Linked DNA regions of Homo sapiens: region 1 is linked to region 2. Evidence: chromatin loops called from intact Hi-C (ENCODE). Cell type or tissue: PC-9. All regions are shown on one strand. Links, peaks and the distances in the headings refer to the core of each region. The heading gives the core; the rest is flanking DNA. Region 1 has its middle 160 kb from the start of TRC-GCA5-1. Region 2 overlaps FAH (fumarylacetoacetate hydrolase).

The links. Hi-C counts contacts between places; a loop is a spot of excess contacts. Peaks named below come from ENCODE experiments on the same cell type or tissue, not always from the same donor. Only the 100,000 strongest peaks of a DNase experiment are listed, where the experiment ranks them.
Region 1: a loop joins it to region 2, with 5 times the contacts of the local background. A loop is called at or near these places in 2 of 110 quality-filtered maps.

What each region holds. Positions count from the first base shown.
Region 1 is chr15:79,580,676-79,597,913 of GRCh38, forward strand. No RefSeq gene overlaps it. Among named protein-coding and RNA genes, the nearest start is that of TRC-GCA5-1, 160 kb to the right of the region's middle. In PC-9, for the core only: CTCF peaks have their summits at 15,526 (motif pointing left) and 15,725; a DNase peak (open chromatin) is centred at 15,566; H3K27me3 peaks cover 342 bases.
Region 2 is chr15:80,172,196-80,174,844 of GRCh38, forward strand. FAH (fumarylacetoacetate hydrolase) reads left to right here. Exons shown (of 14, transcript NM_000137.4): 8 at 1-53; 9 at 819-949. Among named protein-coding and RNA genes, the nearest start is that of FAH, 21 kb to the left of the region's middle. In PC-9, for the core only: a CTCF peak has its summit at 1,326; a DNase peak (open chromatin) is centred at 1,286.

The DNA.
Region 1 (17,238 bases), core at 14,231-16,730, 580 kb before region 2:
CTTCCAGTCAACTGTTCTTTGAAATTATCTGACAGATGAGGGGATGGATACCTCATTCTCCCTAATGTGCTTATTTCACATTGCATGCTGGTATCAAAACATCTCATGTACCCCATAAATATACACACCTACTATGTAACCACAAAAATTTAGAAAGAAGAAAGAAAAACAATAGTCTGACAGAAATATACTGGAAGCCACATATATACTTTTATATTTTTTGACAGTCATATATACAAAAATAAAAACAGTTGAAATTATTTTTAATAATGTATTTTAACTAACCTAATATATCCAAAATATCATTACTTTAACATGTAACCAATATAAAAATAATTAATGTGATATTATACATACTTTTAAATACTTTCTGAAATCTCATGTGGATGTTATAGCATACCTCATTTCAGACAATAAATATTTTATCAGAGCCAGGTGCTGTGGCTCATGCCTGTAATCCCAGTACTTTGGGAGGCTGATGCAGGAGGCTCGCTTGAGCTCAGGAGTTCAGAATCAGCCTGGGCAACATGGTGAAACTCTGTCTCTACAAATAATAAAAAAAAAAAAATTAGGCAAGCATGGTGGCGTGCACCTGTAATCCCAGCTATTCAATTGGCTGAGGTGGGTGGATGGCTTAAGCCTGAAAGATGGAGGTTGCAGTGAGCTAAGATCGTGTCACTGCACTCCAACCTGGGCAAAAGTCAGATCCAGTCGCAAAAAAAAAAAAAAAAAAAAAAAAAAGAAAGAAAGAAAGAAAAAAAAATTATCAGAAATACTTGATCTGTATTTAGATTTTATAAAATTTACAATTGTAACACAACAAAATTCATCATCTTAACTATTTTTAAGTGTATAGTTCAGTAGTGCTAAATATATTCACGTTGTTGTACAACCAATCTCAAAAATTTTTTCATCTTGCAAAACTGAAACTCTATACCCATTAAACAACTGCCTAGTCCCCTCCCCTCAGCCCTTGGCAACTACCATTCTACTTTCTATTTCTATGAGTTTGACTATTCTAGATACCTCATATAAGTGAAAAATACAGTATTTGTCTTTTTGTGACTGTTATTTCATTTAGCATAATGTCTTCAAGGTTCACCTATGTTGTAACATGTATCAGAATGTCCTTTTTAAGGCTAAATAATATTCCATTGTCACAATTTGCATATATATCACCATTTGTCCATTTTTCTGTTGATGAACATCATTGAGTTGCTTCCACCTTTTGGCTATTGTGAATAATGCTGCTATGAAAAATGGGTGTACAAATATTTCTTTACCTGCTTTCAATTCTTTTGGATGCATACACAGAAGTGGGATTACTGGATCATATGGAAGTTCTATTTTAAATTTTGTGAGGACCTGTTTTTCATAGCCGCTGCATCATTTTACATTCTCATCAGCAGAGTACAAGGGCTCCAATTTCTCCACATCCTTACCAACACTTGTGATTTTCTGGCTTTTATCATCCTAATGGGTATGAGGTGATATCTTATTGTGGTTTTGATTTGCATTTCCCTAATTATTAGTGACATTGAGTATCTTTTCATATTCATATTTCATCTTTTCACTTTTTGGCCATTTGTATATCACCTTTGGAGGAATATTCATTCAAGTTCTTTACCCATTTTTAAATTGGGTTGTTTTCTATCATTGAGTTGTAAAACTTCTTTACATATCAACTGGATGTTAGCCCCTAATCAGATTTATGATTTGCAAATACTTTCTCCCATTCCATAGGTTGCCTTTTCACTCTGTCGATTATATCCTTTGATGCACAGAATTTTAAAATTTTGATTTAGCACAATTTATCTTTTTACTTTTGTTGCCTGTGCTTCTAGTGTTGTATCAAGAAATCATTTCCAAATCCAATATCATTAAACTCGTCCTCTGCATTTTCTTCTGAGAACTATAGAGTTTTATCTCTTACGGTTAGGCCATTGCTCAATTTTTATTAATAGTTAATTTTTATATAGTGTAAGGTAAGGATCCAACTTCATTTTTTTGCATGTGGATATCCAGTTTTCCCAGCACCATTTGTTGCAGAGACTGCTTTTTCTCTGTTAAGTAAAAAAAAATTGGCAAATATACAAGAGTTTATTTCTGAGCTCTCTGTTCTGTTTCATTTGTCTAAACATCTGTCTTTATGCCAGTACCTCATTGTCTCAATTACTGTTGCTTTGTGGTATGTTTTGAAACCAGAAATTGTGAGGCCTCCAACTTTGTTCTTTTTCAAAATTGTTTTGGCTATTTGAGGTCCCTTGAGATTCTGTATGAATTTCAGCATTTTTTTCCCTTTGTGAAAAAAAAAATGCCATTAGGATTTTGATAGAGATTGGATTAAATATGTAGATGGCTTTGGGTAATATGGACATTTTAATGACATTGAGTCTTCCAGTCCATTAGCATGAGATGTCTTTTAATTTATTTGTATCTTCCTTGATTTGTTTCTTAGCAGTGTTTTGTAGTTTTCAGTACAAAGGTCTTTCATCACCTTGATTAGGTTATTCCTGATGCTATACTGAGTATGATTGTTTTCATATTTTCCTCTCTGGACTGATAATTGTTAGTGTATGGAATTGCAACTAATTTTTGTGTGTTGATATTGTATCCTGAAACTTTGCTAAAATTGTTTATTAGTTGTTAACAATTTTTGTAGATTCTTTATAGAGTTTTCTGCATATACAACTATGTCATCTGCAAACATAGATAATTTTTCTTCTTTTCAAATTTGGATGGCTTTTATTTCCGTTTCTTGTTGATTATGTCATCTGCAAACCTAGATAATTTTACTTCTTTTCAAATTTGGATGGCTTTTGTCTCTGTTTCTTGTTTATACACTCTGCTTAGGATTTCCAGTACTCTATTGAATAGTAGTGGTGAGAGTGGGCATCCTTGCCTTGTTCCTGGTCTTCTAAGAAACATTTTAAATTCTTCACCTTGAGTATGTTAACTGTGGGCTTTTCATATATGACTTTCATCATGCTGAGCTAGTTTCCTTTTGTTGTTGGTTTGTTGAGTGTTTTTCTGATGAAAGGGTGTTTTGTCAAATTTTTTTTCGACATCAGTTGAGATGATCTTGTGGTTTTTTTTCCCTTCATTCTGTTAATTAGGTGCATTACTTGATTGATTTTTCTATGTTGAACCACTCTTTCATTCCATGATCAAATCCCACTTGGTCATGGTGTGTAATCATTCTAACGTGTCAAATTCTGTTTGCTGGTATTTTGTTGAGGGTTTTTACATCACTATTCATCAGGGAGATTGGTCTGCGGTTTTATTTTCTTGTAGTCTCTGTCTGGCTTTGGTATCAGAATAATCCTAGCCTTGTAGAATGAGCTTGAAAACGTTCTCTTCAATTTTTGGAAGAGTTTGTGGAGAATTGGTTTTAATTCTTTTCATGTTTGGTAAAAATCTCCAGTGATGCCACCTGGTCCTGAGCTATTCTTTTTTGGAAAGTTTTTTATTACTGACTCAATCTCTTTACTACTTATAGTTCTGTTCAGATTTTCCATTTCTTCATGATTCAGTCTTGATAGGTGTGTGTTTCTAGAAATTTATTCATTTGATTTAGGTTATGCAATTTTTTGGCAAACAGTTGTTCATAGTATTCTCTTATATTCCTTTTATTTCCGTGAAACTGGTTGTAATGTCCCGTTTTATTTCTGATTTTAGTTATTAGAATCTTCCATCTTTTTTCCTTAATCTAGCTAATGATTTGTCAATTTTGTTGATCTTTTTAAAAAATCAACTCTTGGTTTTGAGGATTTTCTCTACTGTTTGTGTAGTGTCTAATTTGTTTATCTTTGCTTTATTTTAAATTATTTCCTTCTCTATTCCAGCTTTCGGTTTAGTTTGTTTTCCTTTTCCTAGTTTTTTAGGGTGTAAAATTAGGTTGTTGATTTGAGATTTTCTTTTTCTTTTTTAATGTAAGTGTTTACACTGATGAATTTCCCCTTGGCCACTTTTTACTGCATTCTATAAGTTTTGGTATGTTGTGTTTTTGTTTTCATTTGTATCAAGATATTTTTAGATTTTCCTTGCAATTTCCTCTTTGACACACCAGTTGTTTCGAAAGATAACTTTTGTAACATTTGCATCCACATTGACAAAAGTTGTTCAATGTTTTCTAGAATAGTTTGTATTTGAAGTAAAAGCATATCTGTTCCCAAACTACATCTGTTCAGTTTAAATAAACTCACTAACTCTTGTTTTAACACACTATTGTTAGCATGTAATTCAAAGAGGGTACTGCATAAATTAAAAGCCAATTATAAATTTATTAATATTAATAAAATATTCTTACAATTTATCTTGTAGTTTTGCAGCCAATTTATATAATGCTGGCATGTGTATTGATACATGTTAGAAAAATGTGTAAAATTATTATTATTGGTTTGTATTGTAAAAAGTTTCTATTTCAACATGAATCCCCATATCTCTCTAATTTGTATAGATTTTCCTTTCTTTGGAACTTCAAATTTATCTCATTTATATATAGTGTGATATCAGTGAAAAAGTATAAATTACTGCCATTTTTGTCTTTGATTATTAAATATTTAGAAAGCACTCCTTCTGTTTTAAGAAAATCTTGAATTGGAGTTAAATATTTGTAAATTCTGCCATGTTTTAACCAACGAAAATTGGCAAAAAATAAACTATCATTAAATTCATTTCCATTTGTTACAGCAGTTTTAAAAAATAGTGATAATTCATAGCATTCACAATGCTTTTGGCAACCGTATGCATGATACTTTTTATAGAGTCTGCATCAGGAAACCAGGCGCAAATATTTGCAATAACATGTCATACATTATAATGAAGCAGTACCGAAAACATGGTCTCATTTTGAAATTTCAATGCATTTTTATTTTACGTAGCTAGAGCAACTTATGTCTATGTAAAATTCTTTGACAAATTAAAATGCTCAAATATATCTATGCCACAAGTTTGATATTTTAGGCCATGTATTGACCTTTCTTTATAAATTTGGAAGTTCTTTGAGATCAAACTCACACAAAGTATTAATTGGATAATATCTCCTATTGCACAATTCACCTAAAGCTAAAAAAAAAAACTTGCAATTTTCAAGCTTTGATTCAATTGATCTTTGCTATTATTATAAAAGCCTTGTGTCCTATGGAAAATTGGTAGCTTAATTGAAAATCTTTCGCTTTTTGTAAAGAAATCATTTTCAGTCTTTTTTCATAATTTTCTACCAATATTACCATAACAATAAGCAATAATTTATTTCACTATCTCTCCATCCAAAAATGGCTTTAGTTGTCATGGAAGAATCCAAGACATTTTATAGGTGGCCAAAGTTATAAACTCAAATGCTATAACTCAAGTAATTTGTACAATACAATCAAGCATGTTACAAGATTGTATCCATGCAGAGAAAACAGCTTAGTCAAACTGAATCAGCTCATTGATACTGACTAGATAAATGATGGGTTTAAGTGATTGATACTGACTAGGTCAATTTGTGTGGTTTGTGTTTATATTGGAAATAAGGCATGTACTCAACATGCCCACTGTAATAAAAAATAGTGTCTTACATAATATAGTCACTAATATGAAATGTAATCCTATTAAAACAATAAAATTGTGTTTAATAAAAAAATTATACTGGTTTAAAGCTAAGTTTAAATTAATCAAAATTAAGTAAAATAAAAAATTTGGTTCATCAGATGTACTAGCTATGTTTCAAGTGCTCAGTAATCACATGTAGCTAGTGGCTACCACACTATATACCACAATTTTATATTATTTTAGTTCCAGCTTGGTTTTGGCCTTCCAAAAATTTGTCTTTATTGTTAAGATTGTTTTGACAATAAATGGTTGTTTACATTTACTATTACTTATTTGCTTACTACAGCTTCTTGTATTCCAAACATTCTTTTATATCCAGTGTGTTTCTTACTGAATTATATTATATTATTATCAGTTGTTGCAGTAATTATCTATAAGTAATGAACTCTTATTCTGTGCCTGGAAGTTTTTTCTTATCCTCTCTCTCTAAAATAATAGTTTACCTAGGTTAGTTATTTTTCCTCAGTACTTTGAAGCTAATATTTAATCTTTTGGTCTTTAATATTGCTGAAAAAACAGTCATTCTAATTACATCAGTGTAATTGGAATTACATTCTAATTTACTTTGCTTTGTTTCATTTTATGATTTTTAAAAAAGATGTTGTCTTTGTTGTTATTACTCTGTCATCTCATTATGCTATGTCTACTTATGAAATTAGTCTTGCTCTATACTCAATATACTTCCTCAATTAACAGAATTATGGCCTTAACAATACTGGAAACTTCTCACCTACTATTTTTCAAATATGCCCTCTACTCTGCCCTCCCTTCCTGAAACTCCTGTTAGATACATGTAAATCTTCTCCTTCTTTCACATCTGATATTTTCCATTTCTAAATCCTGTGTTATACTGTGGGTGGGTTACTCAGCTCTACCTTCCAGTTTACTAATTCTCTTTAAATATGTTTAAACTGCTATTTAACCCATTCACTGTGTTTTTCATTTTAAATACTGTATTTTGTAATCTAAGTAGTTTCTATTTATATATACATATATGTATTTATTCTTTTATGTATTGCTCAGTTTTTTCATTACTTCAACCGTTTTAAACAAATTCTTTTTGTGGTCCCAAATGGTTTTAATATTTCTGTTTGTGTGTGAATTCTCTTATTTATTGTATCTGCTTTACCTCATGGTGGTTCAATTCCTTGTGTGGTTTGTAATTTATTATTGTGAATACATATTAATTAGATTTTTTTTTTCTGAGAAGTCCCACATGCCATAGTTTTTTAAAGTATCTCACAGAGATACTTTGCTGAAGTCCCAAGAATTCTATTGATCCTTTATGTCTGCAATTTGCACACTTGGTGGCTAGTAAAAACTCACAGCCTACATCATGTAAGGCATAGGCTTGGAGCTTCAGTTTCTACCCAGAGCCTCAGATATGCAGCAAGCTGCCTCCCACTTACCTGGGTTAGTGGGGAACTTCTGTAGCCTCTTTTCATAGGTGTATGTTTCAAATGGCATATCATGTTCAAAGTCGTCATACAATTCACTGCCTCACATATGTTCAAACCACAGGTTTTGCCCCAGTATAAGTATTGGAACTCCTATCCACTAGCATCTATATCTTGTTTCCATACCTGTTTGGGCTTCCATTTCATCTGTTTAAAAAACCTTTGTGTTATTTCTAACACCTAGGGATTTCAGTCCTTTCTTTAAAAAGTTTGGTTATGTAGTTCAGAAAAATGTTATCTTATAAATCAAACCAGTGTCTGTGTGTTGTAGAAGGATAGTACACATCCAGATAGCCAGCCTTTCCCTTGGATTTTTCCCCAGCAACATTTGAATTACACGTGAAAGGACCATAAAGAGAAACAGCATTTATCCAGCCAAGGAAAAAGAAAGTTCATTTAAAATGGAAAAATACTACTCAAGTTATTTCTTCCCAGAGCAAAAATGACCTTTCAGATCTCCTGTTCTCTCTACACTAAACCCAGATGTGGATGGAACCTGTTAACTGCCAGTTGTTCTCATGAACAAAACCATTAAGGCACTCCTTACCTGTTCTGCCTGCTCCAAAAGACCAGAGGAAACTTGCCTGCATTCTTAGACAGAAGAAGAAGAAACCAAGGAGAGTGATTTCTTTCTGAAACTCAGAAGCCCTCCTACATATAAACCCCTGCTTCTCTTATTCCTAGGGCCAAACTCCTGAGGGAAATGATAGCCTGAAGAAAGAGAGAGTGATGTGAGAGTCAGTTTCAAGAAGGAGTTGATGCATGAGGACTCTCAGGGATGCTTCTGTTTGTTCTTTTAAGACTGCAGTGAGGTGGATGGATGGCCTGGCCTGTTGGCAAGGGCAGAAATCGATTACACCTCTTGTATAAGCAGAGTCCAAACACACACAGCAGCTGCTTCCCCGTCTGGTTCTGGGACATACTTTTGCCCTAAGATTTTAGTTGCCTCCTTTTGTGTTATCCACAGCGCGTTAAGATAAAGGAACAGAGAAGAATCCATTTGCTCCTTTAGGAAATAGAGCTTGATAAAAACCTCTATCACCAGTTTGTGTACTTATTCAGACTTATCTGTCAGGGTTCTTTAGCTTCAAGTAACAGAAACGCATTCAAACTTAAAAGAGTGAAGGCATTTTTTACAGGGATGCTGGCAGTCTAACTTTCCTGTATCAATCTTCAGTTCCCAGGTGAGAGTCTAATTGGCATCACTTGGGTCACACAACTAGCTCTTGGTGATGGTTGGGGCGTGGGGTAAAGAGATGGGGCATCATAAGGGACAGAATCAACAGTTTCACAAAGGAAGCAGAATTGACATGGGAGTGCAACAATAAACAAATGTCCAAGTCCTCATGGGAACCAGTTACAGCTGCTAGGGCTGGAGCTTCAATACTTCCACTGAGACAAGAAAATGTGCTTAAGTAACTTAGCTCAAGTCCCGGGAAACAGTAGATACTCAAAAAATTTTTAGTTCTCTTCTACTCTTTCTTAATCTGATACCTTCCCAACTTCTCTCATCTTTTCAAATATAATAACTTGTAACCTAGATGCATAATGAAATAGAATGCTAAATTTAATTTGGAGTTTAGTGACAATAGAGATATAATTGTTTCCCAACTAAGTTTACAGATCCCTTGAGTTCTGTCCACAGATTTTCAGGTTATATTATCATGTGCTCATTCATTCATCAGTTATTCATTGAGCAACTTAGCTTCAGGTGCTGTGCATAGTGCAATGACCAGCTGCACACTGAGTAAGTCATGGCCCTGACCCTGAGGAGCAGAGAACCTGGAATGGAAGAGTGTCAGAGGTAGAAGAGACCTCAGAAACCATCAAATCAGACTTCCTCTTTTTCTTTTTTATTTTATTTTATTTTATTTCTTTTGAGACAGAGTCTTGCTCTGTTGCCTAGGCTGGAGTGCAGTGGTGTGATCTCGACTCACTGCAACCTCCTCTTCCCAGGTTCAAGTGATCCTCCTGCCTCAGCCTCCCAAGTAGCTGGGACTACAGGTGTGTGCCACCACACACAACTAATTTTTGTATTTTTAGTAGAGGTGGGGTTTCAACATATTGCCCAGGCTGGTCTCGAACTCCTGACTTCAAGTGATCCTCCTCGGCCTCCCAAAGTGCTGGGATTACAGGTGTGAACCAATGCCCCAGCCAGACTTTCTCTTTTTCAAATGGGAAAAAAAAAAAAACTAAGACCCAGAAGTCACTGGCCCACGGTCAAGAGGACAATGAGTGATGTATCCCAGAGTTGGACCCAGGTTTTGTAACTCAAAGAGATACCATACGTAAAGCACCCAATGCTGCACCTGATATGGAAGATATTTCAGGACGCGGAGGCTCCTTCTCTTCTTCCCAACTCAGAAATAAGAGATTACAAACTAACATGCCCATAGGAACCAGACAAATAAAATAAATGAGTAAACGGAGGCAAGTATTAAAAAATAATCACAGTGAAAGAAGGATGGGTAATGATAACTGATCTTTGGTTCAGTGCTACGGACATAAAAGGAAGTTGTAGGGATTGTGGCGCATTGGCCCTCCCACCCCGATCTGCATATATGACTGGCCTTTACTCAGCTCCAGCTGTTGTTGCCCTGCTGTGATGGAAGCCCAGTGGCACAGAAGCTCGAGTTTTTCAAAAGAAGTTGAAATTTGAATAATTACATGAAACCCTCACATTTTAAAAAAGTTGACTCTAATTATTTTTAACTGTAGCTTTCAAACGTATTTTGAATTCATTCCAAGATAGGGGCTCCCTAATTTATAAACTTCCAGGAGTTCCATGATTATAACCTGGAACTCGATGGACAGAATTCAAGGGATCTGTAAACTTAGTTGGAAAATAAATATATCTTTATTTTCACTAACATTCAACTTAAATTTAGCGTTTCATTTCATTATGAATATAGCCTACAAATCATATTATCAATATCTGTAACTTTTGTCCCCCAGGAGAAATCACAGATATTTCTTCAGGCAGTTCAGTTGTTGCAGACATTTAGAAATATAATTTACACTTGCTGAAATTAGGGTGGTTATTAAATCCCTCACTGGATCTCAATCTTCCTGCCTAGAGAAGGCTGTGCAATATGGCTGAGCAATTATTAAGCAGCTCCACACGTGGCAGAAGTTCAGCCACCAAACTGTGAGGTCAGGTAACTTGGTCACTCTCACAGGGTGACCCAGACACCTCTGTTGCCTTCCAGTATTCCCTATCTCCCATTGCCCATTGATTCATACAGAAAAGAAATGAGTCAAAAACCACTCCAAGTTTATGGCTCAGCTCAAGTTAAGCCACAGCCAATTTTACATTGTCTTTAAAAAATAAAACTTAACTTTCACTCCCTTCTATTTTACATGTATATTCTTCTTTTTAATGGATTAATAGACATACAAATGACTAATCACATATTCTTCATATTATTTTTAGTATTTCTGTAATTATCTTTTAATTTGGTTCACTTTGTAGTTTCTTGTATTTTGCTTTCTGCATTTAAAAACTTTATTCCACTAAATGCAATATGGAATCCTGGATCGGATCCACACTGGAACATTCAGAAATGGAAAAGGATTGGTGGAAAACTGATAAGATGTGGGTAAAGTCTGGAGTCTAGTTCTTAGTAATGTAACAATGTTAATTTCTTAGTTTTGATAAATACGCTATGGTTATGTAAAGTGTTAACACAGTAGGGGAAGCTGGTGAAGAGTACACATGAACTTTTTAACTATTTTTGCAACTCTTGTAAATCAAAAATTATTTCAAAGTAAGAAGTTTTAAAAACACACACCCCTTTCCAAGAAGGGGTCTATAGACTTCATGAGACTCCCAGAGAAGCCCATGGCATAGAAAAATTTAAAAATCTGTGCAAGTTAAGATAGTCTTTTGGAGAGACAGGGCTGTGTTGATGGAAATCTGGTCCAAGCTAGAGAGGCAGGCACCTGTTCAAGCCCAGCCAGATCTCAGCAGGGAGAAATGGACCCTACTTCTTTCAGTGTAACATCCAGGACCTTAATCAGGCTCACTAATTACCTTTCAATCAGGACCTGGACTCAATTCCATCAGTCTCCAGAACACACACCAAATTCCAGCTGTTATGAACTACTACGTCCCTCTCACTTTTGTGTCTTTGCTTCTCTGACTTCTTTTCTGGGTCAACTCATGCTCATATTTTTCCCAGACTCAGTTCAGCTACCTACCTAGGGAATGTTCCACGTTCTTGCCTGCTTCCAAATTGGGACACATACCTTCCTTGAGGATCCCAAAGAACCCTGAGCTCACTCATCATGCCTATTGTATTATTCTTTCCTCGCTATTTCTCTCACTGGGCTGTGGGCTCCTGTAGGGCAAGCACTGTCTCCTGCTTGTCTCTGTATTCCAGGAATAGACACAGGCCCTGAGATGAAGTAAGCACTCGGTAATTGCTTATTGAATGAGTGGGACGGGCAATGGCTCTGTGTGGAGAGAGAAATAAAGAAATGACAACTTGAAGCACAATAACAGTCCTATAGGGGCTTCCTGAGACCCAGAACTCGTCTTTGATTTGAGTCCAGGCCTGGGAGCTTCTAAATGTCGCTCCCAGGACCCCAGCAACATCAGAGGTGGTGTTATTAACCTTAGCAAGACCGCTAAACCCTGGAACCATCCACTGAGATCCAGGTATGTTCCCCGGACTAGCAATCTCCTGGTCACAGAACTGCTGGAGCTTAGGAAGTAGAAGGAAGGTCTTCCTCCCCTAGCCCAACCAAGAAGAATGAGAGGGCCTCCTTCATCTCAGCTTCACAGAATCTATATCTCCAGCTCTTATGTACACACCACTCCACCATCACCCCACAAGGTTTCCAGTCCTGGCCCGTTACTTGTGTGCCTATTAGCTCCTAAATATTTTCCCTCTGTGGCTTCTGAGGGCCTCCAGAAGGGGTATAGCTTCTTGGCAAAGAAAACAGGTTTTGCGCTCCAAAGAACATGGATTTGAAACTTGGCTCCATCCCTTGCCAGCACTATGCACTCAAGCAAGGTGCTTACTCTCTCTATGCCTCAGCTTCTCTATCTGTAGGGCAGGAGTAGGTATGGGATTGGGTTGAGCCTAAGTGAGACACTACACATAAAGGGCTTAGCATACCCAAAGAGAGTGCCCAATAAATGGTGGTTGCAACAACAACAAAAATCATTCTTTGCTAGCAGTAAGAACAGAGTCTAATAGGAAGACAGAAAAATTAAAAAACAGAACAATTATCATGCAGTATGGTAAGTGGTAGAATAGAAATAGAAAGAAGCTCTGGGAGCCATGGTAACCCAAACAGAATTGGTGATATCTACCTGTAATGTAAAAGCTGTGTCAGGCAAGTGTCAGGAGTGGGGTTGGGGCTGCACGTTGATAATCTAGAGACAGAAGCAAAGCCTTTATGGAAAATTACAACAGTTCAATAGAGTCAAGAGAGGGCCAGAGCAGTGGGTACTGCCTGAAACATGAAGCCAGAGGCCAGAATGCTTAGTTTTGGTCTTCCCTAACCTGCTGGGATTTGCTCCAGCTGCAGGACTAGGCTTCTGCCTCAGTGCCCTGACTGCACTGCAGCTCCACCGTGTGTTGAATTTGCCAGAGACCATCTTGCAATTTCTTCTTTAGAGCCTACAGTAGGTAATTTTCAGAGGAGTCTTCTTTCCTCTTTGTCTGTCTGGTGCTGTTCTCCATCTTTTATTTTGCAAGATTTTTGTTAGAACCCCTTTCCCACCCCTGCTCTTCTTCACTCTTCCTTAACCAGGCAAGATATGTTTAAAGAAGGGAATTGTCAAAAGACAAGGTGAGCAGATTGCTCTTGACCTGACTTTCTGTCTCCTTGTGAAATAACCAAATACTTTTCTCTGATTACAGCAGAACGTAAATTGACATGCACACATCCCAGTGTAGTTCCCAATTCCAGGCGACTTCCACCTACTGGAAGTACTTTGAAATTACTGTTCCCAGCATACATTACTTTCAGAGGGTTCTGGGTCTTTCAGGAATTGCACCTTCTGGAATTCACGGGTCACTTCCTTTTCTACTTACCTTGGAGCTGTTTTGGGGGAGTTTGCAATCAATAAGGAAAAATAGTGGGTGGCCCATCAGAAAACAACAGCCAGGCAATTTCATATATCAGGCTAACAGATCAGCAATTTTCTAGGTCGCACATCCTTGGTCTCTGAATCAAGGGACAGATAAAGGAGGCAGCTATGAACCATTTTGCCAGCAGTATTCAGGTGGCCTTGGTACCCAACTCCTTTCCAGCCTGCAGAGCAGAATGAGTAGAAATGTTCCCAATCCACCAGGTATGACAATCCCCCCAGAGGCAGCATAGAAAGGGGCCACGTGGATGAGAATAAAAGATGCCTTTGCTCTGACCTGTGTGGATTCATCATCAAGAACCTTGTCCACCTCCCAACAGCTACATACATGCAAAAGCCTTGACACCCCAACTGACGGAAGTTAAGTTTCCTCTGCTCTCGTACCACATGAGCTAAAATAGAACTAAGTTGGATCATGAACACAAAGGTGCATTTCTTGCACACCTGAGTTTGCAGTGTGAGATTTATTGACTCTATGCTGCTTACCAGCTAGACTGGGACACCTAACATAGGGGTCTACGTCTCATTCTCCTTTATGTCTCTGGTGTTTCTCATAATATTAGGCACATATAAGTGCTCAATGGATGTGTATTAAATAATCATTTTAAATTTTAAAATATTCTCAAGTATCTTAGCATATTTAATTGACATTCTCAACTCACCATCTGACTGGGAACTCCTCAAGAATAAATCCTGTGCTTTTGCCTCTGTATTTCTGATGTTGTGCTCAAGTCTGGGAACATGGGAAACAGACACTCAGATGCTAGCTGATCAAAGTAATGGGCAAATAAGCGAATGAGATAGTGTACTGGGCTAAGAGAGGGAACGGTCTGCCAGAGAGTTGAGTTTGAAACCCATTTCTGAAACTTACTGGTTGCGTGATGTAGGTGAGTTACATAAGCCTGATTTCCTCATCCGTAAAGTGGAGATAATAATATCTATTACACAAAAATGTTTTGAAAGTAAAGTTTAAAACGACAGCATTTGTGAAAGAACTTTGCAAGTCAAGGCATGCAGAAGGCATTTTAAAAATATGAAAAACAAACCATCAAAAATCTTACTCATTGATTACTTACGAATATGCCTTTTGAAACATTCATTTTTCCCAGATACAAAACAAGAATAATAGTCCCTGTCTCTGTAGAATGAGATCAGCTTGGGATTTCTTAAATGTGCATACAGTAAAACTGTAATCTTTGTTTAAAAAAAAGCAAAATAAATTCTTATTATCCCCCAATATTAATACTAACATTAAGGTTTCTCTAATGGTATTCCATAATATTATCTTTTATACAGAAACCCAAAGTCGGCATCTAAAATGTTTATTTAAAAAATTGAAAATGTTAAGACCTGTAGCAAGCACATTATCATTAGATTTTCTGACATTTTGATTAATAAAATATCACCAGTCTGCTCAGATACATACTATAAATCATCTTCCAGACACCTGGACAGGCAGCATCCCTGACAGCTGTTCCCACAGCCAGGAGTGGTGTCAGAGTTGGTGGGTGCCTCACCTCGGAAGCTATGACACATATAAACACATTGAAAAATGCAATAATTAGAAGCAGTGCAGTCAGGTTGCAAAATGGCAGGACGAGGGGTCTCCTTGAAGGCCCCTCTGTGCTTCCCAGGAGGAGTCAAGTGCATTCGGCGACATTTGAGGTGACACCGGCCAGGTCGAGAATTGCACAGATGGCTTCCCAGACTGTGTGCTTCCTTTTCTCCACTGCAGCCTCCAGGGGAGGATTGATTACTTTGTTCAAAAGGCAGAATCAGCAGATGTTATTGATATGGAACTCTATGGGACTGGAATTCTGTACTATGGATAGCACATGAGGCTTTTTTTTTTTTTTTTAAGCCAAAGCAGCATTAGTGGAGGCTTTAAAAATAAGCCACAGTTCCCGTTTTAATGGATTCAGTGTTAGGTCATGTGCACAATCTGTTATTTAAAATGTGCATTTACAGGCCGCTGTTGAAAATACCTGCTTTTAAAATGCCTTGGGCTTCAGACTTGCTACGTAGGGCAAGACTCTGTCACAAGAGTTGTCTCTTTCATCAGCGTCTGTCTTTCCTGCTCAACTGGAGACACTGAACTCCCTACCACAGACATCTTTTCTGGGACAAGTATATTTGTCTCCTTTTTGTCTCTGATGATGAAGGAGAAAGAGTGTAAGAATATGAGACACTGGCCAATGACAGTAAAACGATCTAAAAAGAAATAAGCCAAGAAATTACAGTTTAAACCTCTTTCTTGTGCACACTCTGCCTCCTAAGAGTGCGATCCAATCACATGACCTCTCTGCCCCATCAGCTTTACTCCCCCGGTCCACCCTGTGAGGTTCTTCAGCTCCCCCTAGAGGCTGGAGTATGTTATGAGCAGGAACCACAGCTTCACCTGTGGGTAGGAGCCCATGGTCCACCCTGTGAGGTTCTTGAGCTCCTCCTAGAGGCTGGAGTATGTTATGATCAGGAACCACAGCTTCACCTAGACTTCTGTGGCCAAAGATTTAGTATCCAGGAAGAGCATCAGACACTCCTATGTCCATCGGGTCAGAGTCTTTCCTTGACCTTCTCCTTCTTTTCTGCATCCAACAAAGTTGATGCTTCAATTCTCTTTCCTGGCATTCTTGGCTCATATCTGTTAGGCTGGGTATGGGGGAAAGATGCTAGACCCTGAGTCCAGTAGTTCCAACAGCTAGGTCCTGCTCTGAGTTGCTCACTCACTCAGAAACAAAATTTTCATGATCAAACTGCACCTTCTGTCCTTATGCCCCACTCATCAGAGCAGCCCTCCGGTGCCAGCCAGAACTAAGTCTAAATCAAGCCCTAATTATTATCTAATAAGCCTTGATCTCCCTCCCAGGGTCCCTTGCAGTAGGCACCATACTCCCAGGCCACAGTCCTGCCTGACCCCCACTCATCATCCCTTTCTATTGTTAGCTTTGGCTGCTGAGGTATCCATCCACCCAGGTGTCAAGATGACCAAAGACCCTCATTCAACAGATACTCACTCAACCCCTACCACAAGCCAGGACCTGTGCCCAGCATCCAGTCCCCAAAAGGAACATGATTCCTAGCCCCCACAAGCTCACAGTCTGGTACAGGTGAGGCACCGGTGAGTATTTTCTGTGAAGGGAGTTAAGTGCCAGCTCTGTTAGAGGGTAGCAGGAGGTCCTATGGGAGTATCACTGGAGGCTGACCAGCAGGACTGGGTTTCCCAAGAGGCAGACTGGGCAGACAGGCAAGGCAAGAACATAAAAGAATGGAGGAAAAAAATAAAAGAATATCGATCTATCCAAAAAGAAGCCTTGAATTATCATTATGGGAAAATCAGAATTTTTTGGACATTCTTACATAGATTTCATGGTTCGGTAGCATTTTAATTATATATGGCACAGGAGTATTAGCATAGCTCTTCTTGCTAGGCCTCTGAAGGTTGAATCTATCTCTTCCAGAAGGGTTCGAGAAAAGCTTCCTTGACCACCACTTTCTGGAGTCATTTTGAAGGAGGGACTTCCTCTTCTGCTTTATACCATGTTTTATTTCTATCTTGCTTTACAGGAAAAATAAGCTGGTTGGCTGGGTAGGTTTGGATGTCTCTAGGTGCAGTTAGGGATAATGAGTAATATATTTTCTTACCAAATAAATAACCACATTTCACACCACTCTGGGGAGGGGCCATTTGCTGGTGCCAGTGGCTGGCTCTTTATCTACAGAAGAAATCGATGGCCCTCAGCCTCATTTTAATGCTAAAGACATGAGACATCAGTGGAAAATGAAGATGTGGGTATTGTATTTGCAACCTGAATTCGTATTCTAGGAAGAGAAGCTTGAGATAGTGAACAAACAACCAAAAAATAGTTTTATGTAATTACTGTCCCTAAACGAATCTTCCAATCTGCGTTACAGCTGAGATTCTAAGAGGCACCATGCCCCTGGGATGGGATGTTAAAATGTCTCCTTTCTCTGGCCTGCTGCCTTGCCACTAGCTGCACCCTTGATATGGGGTTTAAAAGGACCCCTCCAGCCCTGACTGCCCCTACATATCACTCTGTACCATACAGAACCTTCATTTGG
Region 2 (2,649 bases), core at 1-2,500:
TTCCAAGGCCCATGAGCACATTTTTGGAATGGTCCTTATGAACGACTGGAGTGGTAATTACTGGAGCTCTGCTCCTGTAGAGATGACGGGGAGGAGGCTGGGGACTTGGGGCAATTTCATAGAAGCTGAAGATCTGGTGCAGGTCAAAAGTGGCAGGTGATGCAGTGACTGAGAGTGGGGGTCTGGGTATCAAACAGACTTTCAGCTCTAAGAACTCGGGCCACTCACTTAACTCCTCTGAGCTCCAATTTTCTCGAGTGGCTAGGGACACGGCTGACATCATAACTAATATTTACTGAGCACTTATGTGTCAGGCCCTGTGCTTAACACCCTTCGTATATTCTCCCGCTGATCCCTACACGGTATGTGCAATATTATCTTCCCATTTTACAGATGAGGAACTGAGGCACAGGGAGATTTCAGTTAGTTGCTGAACTAAGATTTGAAGCAAAACAGTCCAGCTTCTGAGCCTGAGCTCTCAACCCTTTGCCATACGTGGGAGGAAGATGGCACCATAAGCCCCAGAAAGTGTCTCTCTCATAGTTTGAGAATGAGCTTCCAGCCCCTTCCTGGGAGATATCCTGACCACCGTTTGGTCATCCTTCTCTTTGCTGTAACCTGGCACAGTGCCCTCAAAGGACCTCTGTCCTTGGCATTGAATGCTCTTGCCCCTTTGTCCTGGGGCAGCCTGACTGGGGCTGATCTTTGTGGAGATGGCAGTGCTAGGTGTCTCTGCTCCTTGGTCAAGGGCAGGAGGGGGTCGTTGGGAGATGCCCTGATCAGCCTTTGTAAGTCCTGGCTGTGCCCTTCTTCTGCAGCACGAGACATTCAGAAGTGGGAGTATGTCCCTCTCGGGCCATTCCTTGGGAAGAGTTTTGGGACCACTGTCTCTCCGTGGGTGGTGCCCATGGATGCTCTCATGCCCTTTGCTGTGCCCAACCCGAAGCAGGTAAGCACATTCTCTGCAGGAAGCTCCCAAACCCAGCCCTGCTGCCTCTGAGGCTGCTTGCCCACTGAGTGGACATGCCAGGCATGCAGACCATCAGGAGGGAAGCTCTGTGCCCACGGCATGCCCACAGCAGAGTGCCTGGGAGTTCCTGGCCACGATTACTTCCAGGCAGCCAGGGCATCATTCTCCCTTGTGGTTTCCCTGGCCCTGGCACAGTTCTTGGAGAAAACACAGAATTTTGTAACCTTAAGAATCTTGCAAGACCCGGGGGATCTGGCCAGTTGGCAGGAGGAGTCCCTGCAGGTACCAACATTGCACAACCTCCCAGGTGGCCATCAAATCTTGTTCTGTGCAAATGGCGCCACCTGGACCCCAACTCATAGAATGCAGCTTGGAGCCCAGCAACAGGGAGTCCCTGCAGCCTCTGGTTCCCGGCACCGCTTGGTCTACCACTGGGTCTAGGCCTTGACCCCTGGTTCCAGTCCTCCCTTCTCAGCCTGTTGCAATCTGCCCCACTCCATCACTGGCAACACCTGGCCAGAGTCACCTGTGACCCGATAGTCAGTGTCATGACCTTGTGTCCCCTTCAGCATGGACTTCCTGTGGCCCCTCACTCTTGTTGGCATTCCCTCACCCCTTGGTTTCTGGCATGTGACCTGTCCTCGTTCTCCAGTGTCTCTGAGTCCTCACGATGCCCCTCTCCAATTCTGACCTCCCTGTGGGGATCCAGGCTGAGCTCCCAGCCATTTGCACATCCTCGCTTGAGCATCTCACCACGCATTTGCTGGGGGCCTCTACCAACACCCGGTGCTGGTCCTGCACCCACACTGCTCTCCCATGCTCCTCTGCCTCTGGGGTCATCTCATGTTTGCTGTGCTACAAACAACCCTGAGGTCTTTCCTTGCAAGCCAGTTCTAGTGAAGTCCTGTGGGGCTTTCACCCTCATCCCTTGCTCTCTCCTCGCTGCTCCCTACCACAGCACCCCCTGCCCACCCTGGTCATTTTCAGTCGCCAGGACTTGACTTTCTCTCTAGCTGGCAGCGGCCTTGTCTAGTCTCCCTAGGGCTGCAAGGCCACAGCCTCTCTTTGCTTGTCCTCCAGTCATCTGCCTTCTTCCGGGTCGGTCATCACAGGGTTTTGCCTGCCTTCCTCTGTGCCAGCCCTTCCCCAACACCATTTAGGTACAACACTACTATTCCCCCTCTGAACTATTATTTACTTAATGTTTTCCTTCAGAGTGGCTCCCAGTTTAAACTTAATATATTAAGAAGGGAACTTTATATTCCTACTGGCATCACTAGCTACACTGTTTCATAACCATTAGTATCACCAAAAACGATCTCATGTCCCGTGGGTGACTCATGTACCATGCTTTGGAAAACACTGCTTTTGGCCGGAGTGCAGGCGTTCTGGCCCAGCCATCCAAGCTGCCTCCCTAGCTGGCTCCAGCACCAGCCAGGGCTGTCTACTTCTGTTGTGACCCCTCTGCCTTCCAGGGGCCCTGCAATGCGCTTTCAGGCCCAGCCTTTCCTCACAGGCCAGGCTTTGTTCTCCATCTCGGCCTGTCTGCTGCCCACCTTCCCTTTCTCTCCCCTCCTGTGGCTTTCAGGAACATCTCTGGTTTGGCTCCTGTGACCTTTGACCTGCTGATGCCCCTTCCTTGGCTGCATTTCCTAGAGACCCACAGTATGATCCCCCCT